3 separate regions of the Homo sapiens genome follow, and regions 1 and 3 are each linked to region 2. A link is a contact called in ENCODE Hi-C or POLR2A ChIA-PET data. All regions are on one chromosome and are shown on one strand. The core of a region is the stretch at or near the end of the contact, and the rest is flanking DNA. Distances in the headings are between cores, read along the strand shown.

What was found. A loop is a pair of places that touch in the nucleus more often than their neighbours do. ChIA-PET counts read pairs that join two places held with the same protein, here RNA polymerase II (POLR2A). Pooled maps may share reads with other maps.
Region 1: a map of HCT116 shows a loop between it and region 2 (8-fold over the local background). The contact joins the enhancer-like site here to the promoter of PISD in region 2. A Hi-C loop is called at or near these places in 2 of 168 maps with a recorded cell type or tissue (HCT116 and HepG2), 1 of 37 single-sample maps with no recorded cell type and 10 of 50 pooled maps. POLR2A ChIA-PET finds 5 or more read pairs at or near these places in 13 of 52 experiments (BJ, GM12878, HEK293T and 9 more).
Region 3: a loop to region 2 is called in a map with no recorded cell type, with 6 times the contacts of the local background. The contact joins the enhancer-like site here to the promoter of PISD in region 2. A Hi-C loop is called at or near these places in 3 of 37 single-sample maps with no recorded cell type and 4 of 50 pooled maps. POLR2A ChIA-PET finds 5 or more read pairs at or near these places in 13 of 52 experiments (AG04450, B cell, GM12878 and 10 more).

Annotation. Positions count from the first base shown.
Region 1 is chr22:31,824,324-31,828,720 of GRCh38, reverse strand. All of the region lies in intron 24 of DEPDC5 (DEP domain containing 5, GATOR1 subcomplex subunit), which reads right to left. Among named protein-coding and RNA genes, the nearest start is that of DEPDC5, 73 kb to the right of the region's middle. Within about 2 kb of position 2,105, at least 2 of the 41 ENCODE cell types and tissues checked have a DNase peak (open chromatin) inside an H3K27ac peak, as active enhancers do.
Region 2 is chr22:31,659,955-31,664,308 of GRCh38, reverse strand. PISD (phosphatidylserine decarboxylase) reads left to right here and starts at 2,094. Exons shown (of 8, transcript NM_001326411.2): 1 at 2,094-2,165. The coding sequence starts at 2,101. RefSeq lists enhancers at 2,054-2,353, 2,594-2,643, 1,861-3,060, 3,034-3,173, 2,469-3,362 and 1 more.
Region 3 is chr22:31,787,215-31,791,677 of GRCh38, reverse strand. The region is part of intron 10 of DEPDC5 (DEP domain containing 5, GATOR1 subcomplex subunit); the gene reads right to left. Among named protein-coding and RNA genes, the nearest start is that of DEPDC5, 35 kb to the right of the region's middle. RefSeq lists an enhancer at 1,064-1,123. Within about 2 kb of position 1,371, at least 2 of the 41 ENCODE cell types and tissues checked have a DNase peak (open chromatin) inside an H3K27ac peak, as active enhancers do; they include GM12878, where a contact is called at or near this core.

The sequences.
Region 1 (4,397 bases), core at 856-3,355, 160 kb before region 2:
AGTTTGAAGAAGGCAAAACATGTTCCATGAAAACTGAGGATGGCTTGAAAGGAAAGTCACTTAAAAACCAAGCAAGGAGAAAAAGACTACCCAAGTCTTTGAAAAAAAGGAATCTAGTTAATTGTTTAAGAAGGTTATAAGAAAGAAAAGCATTAGAGAAAAATTAAATCATGCTTCAGTAGAGAGAAAGCTAACTTCAGAAGATTTTTAGCATTCATTCAACTATCTATTATGTGCCAGGAACTGTTTTTTTTTTTTTTTTTTTTTTGAGACGGAGTTTTGCTCTTGTTGCCTAGGCTGGAGTGCAATGGCGTGACCTTGGCTCACTGCAACCTCCGCCTCCCGGGTTCAAAGCGATTCTCCTGCCTCAGCCTCCCAAGTAGCTGGGATTACAGGCATGCGCCACCACGCCTGGCTAATTTTGTATTTTTAGCAGAGATGGCGGTTTCTCCATGTTGGTCAGGCTGGTCTCGAACTCCCGACCTCAGGTGATCCGCCCGCCTTGGCCTCCCAAAGTGCTGGGATTACAGGCGTGAGCCACTGTGCCCAGCCACCAGGAACTGTTTTAAGCTCTGGGAATACAGTCATGAGCAAAACAAAAATCCTGACAGTCATGGAACTTACAATAAAAAAAGTACAAAATTTAAAAATCTAGCATGCCAGGTGGCACAATGGAGAAATATTAGGTAGAGAGGATAGGAGGGGAGTGCTGAAGTAAAATATGGCAATTCAGGCAAGACCTGAAGGAAGCGAGAGAGCGAGCTGTGGGAAGGGTGGCCATGTCATTTATCATCCAATACAGGACACCTCTGAGACTGGAAGGGGACACTATTAATAGTCATATGGGTTCACAAATTCAAACCAGGACTGTCTTGGGCAAATGCAGACATCTGGATCTTAGCCATGATGCTCTCTGGAGTAAAGGCACAGCAGAGGGGCGAACAAGAGGAAGGACCTGCAATTCAGAGTGAGCCTGATCTATCTGGGGAACCTCCAGAGTGAAATGAGAGGGAGAAAGCAGGAGACGAGGACTGAGCGTAACAAGCAGCCACATGACATGAGGGGTCTATCTGCCACCATAATGCCTTGGCTTTTACTCCAAGTGAGCTGGGAAGCCCTTGGAAAATTTTGTGCAGAGAAGTTCATAATCCAAATTCTATTTTATAAAGGTCACTCTGATTTGTTGTGTTGAAAATAAACGATATGGAAGGGCAAGGGAGGAGCCCAAGACCAGGTAACTCGCTACTGCATCCAGGCAAAAGATGATGGCACCTTAGGCCAGGCTAAGACTGATGGAAGTAAGACTATGGATATATCCTGAAGATCTGACATTAATTGGTTTTGCATATGGTTATAACAAATTAATGTCCGATATATGGTTATAAAAATTTGAATAATTTTATCTAATTTCTTTCAGTGGCTCATTAACATAATTGATCAGGTAGCTTAAGGTCAAAGATGGGAGTTCAGTTCCCATGTGGCTATAGATCACCTCTTGATGGCCACTAACCCCTTTGAAAACACATGCTATAGGTTACATAAAGGGACTGGGAAAGGGAAAAGATGACCCCACTTAACAATATCACCCTGACTAGAAAAACAACCCCAGGATCCCACACCATCTATGAGAAGCCAAGCATTCAGAGCATACGTATATAATTAAGCCAGGTGTGGTGGTATGTGCCTGTAGTCCCAACTATTTGGGATGCTGAGGTGAAAGGATCACATCATCCCAAAAGGTTGAGGCTGCAGTGAGATCAAGCCACTGTACTCTATCCTGGACAACAGAGGAAGATCCTGTCTCTTAAAAAAAAAAAAAAAAACTATGTATAATTAAATACTTGCATACCAATTAAATAATAATATTGTGTGTTATTCAAATTCTTCTCACATACGGCAACTTGGTCTTGGAAATATAAATTCATTTGTCCATAAATGTGTTAAACATTGAGTGGAGAAAATGAATAAAGATAAGCTCTTTCAGTCTAGTGAGGAGACAGACATGGAAAACAAGCAGTGAGATCACAACATGCCAAGTTGTACAATTGGGTTATGCATACGGAGCTGTGCGGAAACATGCCTAACACACCCCGGGAGGGCATGGGAAGGAGGGGGAACCACCGGGGCAGGCTTCAAAGAAGAGGTATTGTTGCAGCTGAATAATAAACTAAGTTCATGCCTGCCAGTCAGAATCAGGGGTTAAAGACAGGGAAGAAGCATATTCTATAGAGAGGAACCTATCTATGCAAAGGAACACGAGGACACAGTTCTTTTGAGGAGCACAAGAAATGCCTGGAATACAAAATATGTTATTGTAATGACAACAACAGCTCCTATTTGTTGAGTGCTCACCATGGATGTCCAGCACTGTCCTAAGAATTTATGTGGATTATCACATTTAATAGTCAATCTCCAGCCAGGTGTGGTGGCTCATGCCTGTAATCCCAGCACTTTGGGAGGCTGAGATGGGCAGATCACAGGAGGCCAGTAGTTTGAGACCAGACTGCCCAACATGGCAAGACTCCATCTCTACTAAAAATACAAAAATTAGCTGGGGGTGGTAGTACACACCTGTAATCCCAGCTACTTGGGAGGCTGAGGCAGGGGAATTGCTTGAACCCGGGAGGCAGAGGTTGCAGAGAGCTGAGATCGCACCACTGCACTCCAGCCTGGGAGACAGAGTGAGTCTCTTCCTCAAAAAAGAAAAAAAAAAAATTCAATCTCTTCATGATAAAGACACTGAGATACCCAGAAATTAGTGTAGTAACTGGCCTGAGGGCTTCACTGCTCATGAGGTGGAGTCAGGCCTCATGTCCTAAGATCCTGGAGCCTGCGCTCTTTCCACCTGCAGTACCATGTGGAAGAGGAGGCAGGTGAAGATACAACCACAGGGAGGAGCTGGGTGATGATCAGCACTATAGCCATGAAGAGCCATGAAAGGGTTACATGTGGGAAGGAGTGGCTGATCAGATCTGCATCTGGAAACATCAGTGACAGTATGGACTATGAATCAGAAGGGATGAGAACAGAGCAGGAAGATCATTTTGAAGGCTACTGCAATAATCCTGGCCACAAATGACAGGAGTCTGAACAATGCAGTGAGAACGGAGGTGAGGAGCCAATCAGAAGAAGGAGTGGAAGAGGAAGCATGGGCTGAGGAACAGGGAGACATGAGTTTGGCTGTCAATGCATTAAGGATGAGGTACTTGGGGGCCATCTGAGCAGAGAGGTCCATCAGGTGGACACACCTACAGCTCAGAAGCCAAAGAGAAGGCTGAGCCAGAGCTTCAGGTTGCAGCAAATGCTTTTCCAATTTGAGTCTGCCAGGGAACCCTTAGCTCAGAGGACTCCACAATGGTGTCATGTTAAAATCTTCCACAACCACCCCAAATAAAGATTCTTTGAAACTTCTTTTCCCTAAAATGATTTTAAAATTCTAAAACAAATTTTATGGGAAATCAACTGGTCCACCTGAGCTATCCCAGGCCCCAAACAACTTCCAAGACTACCTGGGTACATTCTGGTGCTGCTACCATCAGAACCTGTAATTCCCCCTGCTTCAGTTAACCAGTGAAACTAGTTCAAGTATAGTCAAATGAGTCCCAGAGTAGCCCTCCTCGGCGCAACTCTACCCCAAACAGCCTGAGAGGCTCAAACTCTGGGTTCCTAAAAATGGCTCCTTGGCATAGCAAAGCAATAGCCCCTCTAAAGGTACTTTCTTTTCTTCCTTTTTTTTTTTTTTTTTGAGACGGAGTCTTGCTCTGTCGCCCAGGCTGGAGTGCAGTGGCACGATCTCGGCTCACTGCAAGCTCCACCTCCCAGGTTCACACCATTCTCCTGCCTCAGCCTCCCAAGTAGCTGGGACTACAGGTGCCCGCCACCACGCCCAGTTATTTTATTTTTTTTTTGTATTTTTTTGGTAGAGACAGGTTTCACTGTGTTAGCCAGGATGGTCTCAATCTCCTGACCTCGTGATCCACCCGCCTTGGTCTCCCAACGTGCTGGGATTACAGGTGTGAGCCACAGTGCCCGGCTAGGTATTTACAAATAATCTGGCAGCCAGAGGTAACATTTTCAGCCCTCTGAGTACAGAGGGGCACAGTGTCTTTCTATCCCTACATTTGTATTCAATGTGTTTTCTCATCTAAAATAAATGAATGCTGGTAAGTAGGTTAACCAAAAAATAAGTGAATGAATTAATAAATGAAATAATAACCATTTAGGGATTCTCTTACTGCCAACCCAGATTCCTAGCCTTAGACATAGGCCTCTAGGAATATTGCTGGATGAACCTACCAATGAATAAAGGAAAATATCATCAACCAATTTGATATAACTTCATTTTCATGACACCTTTCTTTTTTTTTTTCTTTTTGAGACAAAGTCTCGCTCTGTCG
Region 2 (4,354 bases), core at 845-3,344:
ACTGCAACCTCCCCCTCCCGGGTTCAAGCAATTCTCGTACCTCAGCCTCTGGAGTAGCTGGGATTACAGGCAGGCGCCACTATGCCCAGCTAATTTTTGTATTTTTAATAGAGATGGGGTTTCACCATGTTGGCCAGGCTGGTCTCGAACTCCTGACCTCAGGTGATCCGCCCGCCTTGGCCTCCCAAAGTGCTGGGATCATAGGGTGAGCCACGGTGCCCAGCCTCTTAAAAAAAAAAAAAAAGAGATGGAGTCTCACTATGTTGTCCAGGCTGGTCTCTTTTTTACTTCCTTTTTTTTTTTTTTTTTTTTTTTGAGACGGAGTCTCACTCTGTCACCCAGGCTGGAGTGCAATGGCGCGATCTCGGCTCGCTGCAAGTCCGCCTCCCGGGTTCACGCCATCCTCCTGCCTCAGCCTCCAGAGTAGCTGGGACTACAGGCGCCCGCCACCACGCCCGGCTAATTTTTTTTGTATTTTTAGTAGAGATGGGGTTTCATCGTGTTAGCCAGGATGGTCTCAATCTCTTGACCTCGTGATCCGCCCACCTCGGCCTCCCAAAGTGCTGAGATTACAGGCGTGAGCCACCGCGCCCGGCCCAGGCTGGTCTCAACTCCTTGGCTCAAGCTATCCTCCCACCTCAGCCTCCCAGTGAGTGGGGATTGCAGGCGTGAGCCACTGCGCCCGGCCAAAACCAATTCTATACATTTGTTTTTTTCTTTTCCGACTTTTGAAAACCATGACAAAGGGAGGTTTCTTCCCCCCAATACCAAACCTGGTGCCTTTTAAGCTCTCTGTAGGAGCTGAGTATGCCCTAGTTGAACTTAAGCCAACTACACAGAAATACCTGCAGGGACCAGGGAGCATATTCCTCCTCCTGTCAAATGCCTGGTGAAGGCAACTGTGATTATCAGCTTAGCAGATGAAAAAGTAGGGCTGCATTCCTTCAGTTGTTGGACCCAAATTCTGCCAGATTCTGACAAAGGGCTTAAAAGGAAGAATGTTTAGGCCAGGTGCGGTGGCTCACGCTTGTAATCCCAGCATTTTGAGAAGCCGAGGCGGGCGGATCACGAGGTCAGGAGATCGAGACCATCCTGGCTAACATGGTGAAACCCCGTCTCTACGAAAAATATATATAAAAAAATTAGCCGGGCGTTGTGGCGGGCGCCTGTAGTCCCAGCTACTCGGGAGGCTGAGGCAGGAGAATGGCGTCAACCCGGGAGGCGGAGCTTGCAGTGAATCGAGATCGCGCCACTGCACTCCAGCCTGGGCGACAATGAGAGACTCTGTCTCAAAAAAAAAAAAAAAAGAAGAAGATGTTTAGGACATGGTTTTTGGAGTCAGAGACGTATGTTCAAATTCTGGCTTCACTATTTTATAGTCTTTGGGCATATGCCCTTTATGTACCCTTGAAGATGTTGCTTAACCTTCCTGAGCCTCAGGTACCTCATCTTTAAAATGGGGATAATGTCTCGGGCCTAGCTGCGAGTCTCTAGTCAGTGCTCAGTAAAAAGTAGCAGACATGATTGAAAACTCGTTTTCCTCTTACAATTGAAGATAGGAACCTTTTCAAGAGCAAGCACCAGGCACCGAATTTAACGACTGGTTGCATTTCTAGGTGATCCAAGACCGTTTGCCCCCGGTCTCCCTGGCAGCACAGCGGTAGGAGATAAGAATGATATGACACCATGCTTGCAAAGTGCTCACAACACACTCCGGCGCTTAAAAAACGAGAGCTGAGTCATGGATGCCCAGTTTCCCCATCCGTAAAATGAGCAAGTTCGATCACTTGAAACGACATTCTTGGATCTTGGATGACTCAGATTTTCCAGGTACATGAGGAAAGGCACCCAGAGGGAAGGAGGAGGAGTGGCAGTGCTGCGACCAAGCCCAGGTTTAGCGAAACCTACAGCTCCACTAGTTCCCCTACCTCCGCAGGTGCCAAGCGGGTTAGGTGGGGAGTAGCCACAGGGCGGAGCTTAGTCGGCTCCGCCCCCAACCCGCGCTTTTCTCATTGGCCCACTGAACTCGAGACTCGTGACGCCTTAAGCGTGCGCCCAGCGTGTGAAGGGGGCGTGGCACGCTGAGAAGGAGCAGACAAGATGGCGACGTCCGTGGGGCACCGATGTCTGGGATTACTGCACGGGGTCGCGCCGTGGCGGAGCAGGTATAGCAGCGCGGAGAGACTACCTTGGGGCGTGGGGCAACCTGGACCAAGCTGGGGTCTGAAGAGAGATGTTTCTGTGTCGCGGGCTCGCTCTGAGGCGAGCTCGGGTGGAGACGGAGCCACCTTCACCTCGAGCTTAGGAGCAGGTGCGACTGCTCCTGCGTAGGGCGGTCCGGATTTACTTAGGGTGTGGCCTAGAAGCTCGCGCTTTGCCCTTTCCAGCTAGGTGGAAGTTCACGAGGGACAAAAATCAGATGAAATAGGCTACCTGCCCGTCTCTTGAGTCGAGGCAGGGCTTTCAGATGTTCAGATGCCATTTTCTCGTGTGTTCGTTTTCGTAGAAGGAATGATGTCCTGTGGGAAGGACACTAGATTGAGTGTCAGGCAACTTTCATTTCTGGATCTTAGTCTTTGAAGCTAGAGGGTTAGGTTAGGTAATCTCAAAACAATATGTTATGGGGCTAGAGTCTTGGTTACCCTTGTGACCCCCAGCTGTTAGATTCTTAGAAATGTGGGAGACTTGAGGGGTCTTCTGAGTCCAGCTGTCTCTCTTTGGAGTTAATGAGATTGAGGCTCCGAGAGAGGGAGGGATTTGCTCAAGTTCACCTAGCCAGTTTGTAGCAGAGCCCGGACCCCCATCAAGGTACCCCCTCACGCGACGATCTTTCTCTCAGGCTGCCCGCCGTGAGGGCAGTGGTTATACAGAAAATAGCTTAGAGCATTTGGAGTGTCGGAAAATGGATTAAAATGTAGCTGTGATTCAGAGTCGGCTGCCTGGTGTCATTTCAAAGAGCTAAGATTTGAGAGATGCGCCATACTTGTGTGTTTCCTACAGGGTTCATTTTGTCAGCGTTGATCAGAGGATAACCTATTGTTTTGGGAGGAGACGGACACTGGATTTGGACTGAGAGGGAACAGAAACCATCATTGGTCTTGTTATGAAAGCGTCACTCTTTCATCATTAACTGTACAGAAATGATTATCTCTCAGGAGAGGGCTCTGCATTGTGGTGGTAACTGTTAGAATTTGGGCAGGAGACTTTGTTTTCAATGTTATTACCAGGCGTGCTGTGTATGAGTCAACCCTGAATTCATTTAAAGTGTGTCACAGGCTGGGCGCGGTGGCTCACGCCTGTAACCTCAGCACTTTGGTAGGCCAAGGTGGGTGGATCACTTGAGGTCAGGAGTTCGAGACCAGCCTGGCCAATGTGGTGAAACCCTGTCTCTACTAAAAAATACAAAAATTAGCCGGGCATGGTGGCAGGCACCTGTAATCCCAGCTACTTGGGAGGCTGAGGCAGGAGAATTGCTTGAACCTGGGAGGCGGAGGTTGCAATAAGCCAAGACTGCGCCGCTGGAGTCCAGCCTGGGCGACAGAGTGAGACTCTGTCTCAAAAAAATTAAAAATAAATAAAGTGTGTCACGAATTGAAAGGACTAAAATGAGACTCTTAAAAAATTGTTTTTTGTTGTTGTTATTTGTTTTGGAAGTCAGAGCCTCACTCTGTTGCCCAAGAGGGAGTGCAGTGGTGTGATGATGGCTCACTGCAGCCTCCACCTCCTGGTCTCAAGCAGTTCTTCCACCTCAGCCTCCTGAGTAGCTAGGACCACAGGTGCACGCCACCCCGCCCAGCTGCATTTTTTTTGGGGGTGGGGGTGGAGACAGGGTTTCACCATGTTGCCCAGGCTGGTGTTGAACTCCTGGGCTCAAGTGATCCACCCACTTTCACCTCTCTAAGTGCTGGCATTACAGAAGTGAGCCATCGCAGTCCACCTAAAATAATTTTTTTAAATGATGAGAGGAGGCTGTACCTCAGTCACCATCATTAAAAGGGAAAGAAAAAAAGCTATGTTTTAGTACCAGTGTAGATAGATAAGGCTAGACTTAGATGCAGTGGGTGAGAGAGATGAAGATTTGGGTACAATAAGAAACCTTAATTTTCAAAGGTATTCTATATCAAGATAGAAATGATATTAATACACAAACCAAAAAGATAACATTTCTGTGGGTTTTTAGTAAACCAGTGCCTATTTGTGAGACATGTAAATGAAAACCTTATATTTCAGGTAAGTTTTTCAATAACTGGGTGATGTGTGACAGGTGATAGATAACATCTTGGGTGATAATTTAGGGCCATGTTTCCTAAACTCATTTGATAAAAGAATGGGCTGAATGGGCTGGGATGCTTGT
Region 3 (4,463 bases), core at 122-2,621, 130 kb before region 2:
GGATTACAGGTGTGAGCCACTGTGCCCAGCCCTTTTTTTTTTTTTTTTTTGAGGCAGTCTCATTCAGTTGCCCAGGCTGGAGTGCAGTGGCACAATCTCGGCTCATTGCAGCCTCCACCTCCCAGGTTCAAGCAATTCTCCTGCCTCAGCCTCCAGAGTAGCTAGGATTACAGGTGGGCCACCTGGGTAATTTTTGTATTTTTAGTAGAGACAGGGTTTCACCATGTTGGCCAGGCTGGTCTCGAACTCATGGCCTCAAGTGATCTGCTTGCCTCGGCCTCCCAAAGTGCTGGGATTACAGGTGTGAGGCCCAGCTGCACATAATATTCTTAATCCAGGTGGCTCAGCAGCAGTGCACAGTATTGAATAGCTTCAGGTAATTATAGGCTGCAGTGCAGGGGACAGAGCACTGCTGGGAGTCAGAAGCCCTAGATGGAGTCCTGAACCTGAAACTTGCCACTATGTGACTTTAGGAAAGTTATCTAAAGTGCCAGGAATGTGGAAAGTGATTGGAAAACTGCAAATCAGCATTAAGTAATGGTGACTGTCTCCCAGTTCCCGAGTAGCTGGACTACAGACACGCGTCACCAGGCCCAGATAATTTTTGCATTTTTTATAAAGACAGGGTTTCGGCTGGGCGTGGTGGCTCAAACCTGCAATCCCGGTGCTTTGGGAGGCTGAGGCGGGTGGATCACCTGAGGTCAGGAGTTCGAGACCAGCCTGGCCAACATGGCGAAACTCCATCTCTACTAAAAGTAGGAAAATTACCCAGGCAATGTGGCACGCGCCTGAAATTGCAGCTACTCAGGAGGCTGAGGTAGGATAATCACTTGAACCCAGGGGGTGGAGACTGCAGTGAGCCAAGACTGTGCCATTGCACTCCAGCCTGGGCGACGGAGCGAGACTCCGTCTCAAAAAAAAAAAAAAAAAGAAAAAAAAAAAGAGAGATAGGGTTTCATCATAATCCCCAGGCTGGGCTCAAGTGATCCACTTGCCTTGGCAAAGTGCTGGGATTACAGGCGTGAGCCACAATGCCAGGCCTACAGTGTTTTTTAATTTCTGCAGAATTGTGGTCTAGGGAACAAGAACAGCACCCATGGTGGTGGATTTAAGAATCAAAGGCACTCCCACACCCTACTAGTCTCATAGGATGAGGGTGGGGTTTGCTCTGGACTCAGCGGTATAAGCCAAGGCAAAGAACTACCTTTGGACAGGGACAGGGACTAATGAGAATAAACATTTCCATGGAGTCTGGAGATCAATATCCTAGAAGTAGGGTGTTTACAGATGAACATCAAAAGTGGCTTGCAACAGTTAGCTAGCAAGCGCAGTTTCAGTTCCTCCTGGGTCTCTGAAGACAACAGCCTATACTGACCAACCCCATCTTTATCTTAAGTATGCTTAGTGACTACAGAATTCAACACTCACTATATAAGGCACATAATATAATGTACATTTCATGGATGTATCTCAAGTGGACAGAAATTCCTAAATACAAGCCACAGTACCCAGAGCAGAGTGCTAGGAAACAGCAGACCTTCACTGACTGCCAATTAATTCACGGGAGTCCAAGAGCTCCAAAATCAGCACCCTTATCTAATTTTAGTGCAAGTGATATACAGGAAAACACAACGGGCTCACAATGGGCTGATATGGGCATGGAGTGTCTCAACTCATAAGTGATGTGGTGAGAGGGTCTATTATTATCTCCATTTTGCAGCTGAAGAAATGGAGCCTCAGAGACTAATCCTTGGAGACCAAAAAGCTAATCAGCCAGGCATGGTGGCCTGCGCCTGTAGTCCCAACTACTGAGGAGGATGAAGTGACAAGATCCCTGGAGCCCAGGAGTTCAAGACCAGCCTAAGCAGCATAGCAAGACTCTGTCTCTTAATCAAAAAAGAAAAAAAAAAAAGCAAGCTGATGAGATCATTTAAAACCCAGTCTGCCTTAATCCAAACTCTACTCTTTTACACTACATAATGTGACTTCAAATACTTTTTCATCAAAATGTTTTCATGTGAAATCAAGGTGAGATAATCGAATGAAATAATTTTTTAATTGTGGCAAAATACATATAAATATTGCCATCGTGACATTTAATACATTCACAATGTTGTATAACTATCACCATTATTTGGATCCAAAACATTTTCATCACCCCAACAGGAAATCCCAAACTGATGAAACAGTCACTCCCCACCCTCAGTCCCTGGCAACCACTAATCTCTATATTATATATTTACCTATTCTGGACATTTCATATAAATAAGATCTTATGATTTGTATTTGATCCACTATGTCTGGCTTCTCTCACTTAACATGTGTTCAAGATTCATCTATGCTGTAGCATGTGTTAGTACTTCATTCTTCTTTATAGCAGAATAATACTACATTGTATGGATATACATTTTATTTATCTATGCTTTAGCTGACAGACATTTGTTATTTGTGTTATCCTACTTTTTAGCTAATATGAATAATGCTGTCAAGAATACGGGCTAGGCCCATAATCCGGCACTTTGGGAGGCCAAGGTGGGGAGATCACTTAAGGCCAGGAGTTCGAGACCAGCCTGGCCAACATGGTGAAACCACATCACTACTAAAAATACAAAAATTAGCAGGGTAAGGTGGCGCACACCTATAATCCCAGCTACTTGGCAGGCTGAGGGACGAGAATCGCTTGTACCTGGGAGGTGGAAGTTGCAGTGAGCCATGTTCGAGATCGCAGCACTGCACTCCAGTCTGGGCGACAGAGCGAGACTGTCTCTAAAAATACATAAATAAATAAAATAAAGAATATGGGCCCAGTCGCGGAGGCTCACGTCTGTAATCCCAGCACTTTGGGAGGCCAAGGCGGGCGGATCACCTGAGGTCAGAAGTTCGAGACCACCCTGGCCAACATGGTGAAACCCCGTCTCTACTAAAAACACAAAAAAATTAGATGGGCGTGGTGGTGGGCGCCTGTAATCTCAGCTATTCGGGAGGCTGAAGCAGGAGAACTGCTTGAACCCGGGAGGCAGAGGTTGCAGTGGGCCGAGATCACACCATTGTACTCCAGCCTGGGCAACAAGAGCAAAACTCTGTCTCAAAAAAAAATATGGGCTAGGCACTGTAGCTCACGTCTGTAATCTCAGCACATTGGGAGGCCAAGGTGGGAAGATCACTTAAGCTCAGGAGTTCGAGATCAGCCTGGATAACATAGTGAGACCTAGTTTCCACCAAAAAAAAAAAAAAAATTGCCCGGGCATAGTGGCACATGCCTGTAGTCCTAGCTACTATAGGAGGCTGAGGAGGGAGGATGGCTTGAGCCCAGGCGATCAAGGCTGCAGTGAGCTATGATTGCGCCACTGCACTCTAGCCTGGGCAACATGGCGAGACTCTGTCTCAAAAAAAAAAAAAAAAAAAAAAAAAAATACAGTCATCCTAGTGGGTGTGAAGTGGCATTTCATTGTGGTATTAGGTTGCATTTTCCTAATGACTAATGATCTTGAGCATCTTTTCATGTACTTGTTGGACATTCATGTATATTCTTTAGAGAAATGTTGATTCAAGTCCTTTGCCCATTTGTTTTTTTAATTATTTTAATTATTTTTTAATTTTTATGGGTACATAGTAGGTGTTTAATATCTGTGGGGTACATGAGATGTTTTGATACAGGCATGTAATGTGAAATAATCACATCATGGTGAATGGGGCAGCCTTTGCCCATTTGTCAATTAGGGTTTTTTCTTTTCGTTCTTGAGTTACAGAAGTTCTACATATTTTCTGGATAACAGACTTTTATCAGAAAATAATTTGCAAATAATATTTTCTCCCATTCTGTGGGTTGTCTTCTTTTTTCTTCTTCTTTTTTTTTTTTTTTTAAAGAGACAGGGTCTTGCTCTGTCCTATCACCCAGGTTGGAGTGCAGTGGTACAATCATACTGTAACCTCAAATTCCTGTGATCAAGGGATCCTCTTGCCTCAGCCTCTTGAGTAGCTGAGACTAGAGGCATTTGCCAATGCAGCCAGCTAATTTTTTTCTATTTTTATTTTTGTAGAGACAGGGTCTCGTTTTGTTGTCTGGGTTACTCGAACTTTTGGCTTCACACGATTCTCCCACCTCAGCCTCCCAAAGTGCTGGGATTAAAGGTGTGAGCCAGCAGGTCTGGCCTCTTTACTTTCTTGACAATGTCCGTTGATGCACAAAAGTTTTTAATTTTGAAGTCTGATTCAACTGCTTTTAATTTGGATGCCGTGCTTTTGGTGTTATATCTAAGAAACCACTGCCAAATTCAAGGTTATATGAATTTCCCAGCCAGGCATGGTGGTTCTATCTGTAATCCTAGCAATTTGGGAGGCCAAGGTGGGTGACCGCTTGAGCTCAGGGGTTTGAGACCAGCCTGGGCAACATGGCAAAACCCCATCTCTATAAAAAAACACAAAAAATTAGCTAGGTGTGGTAGCAAATGCCTGTAGTCTCA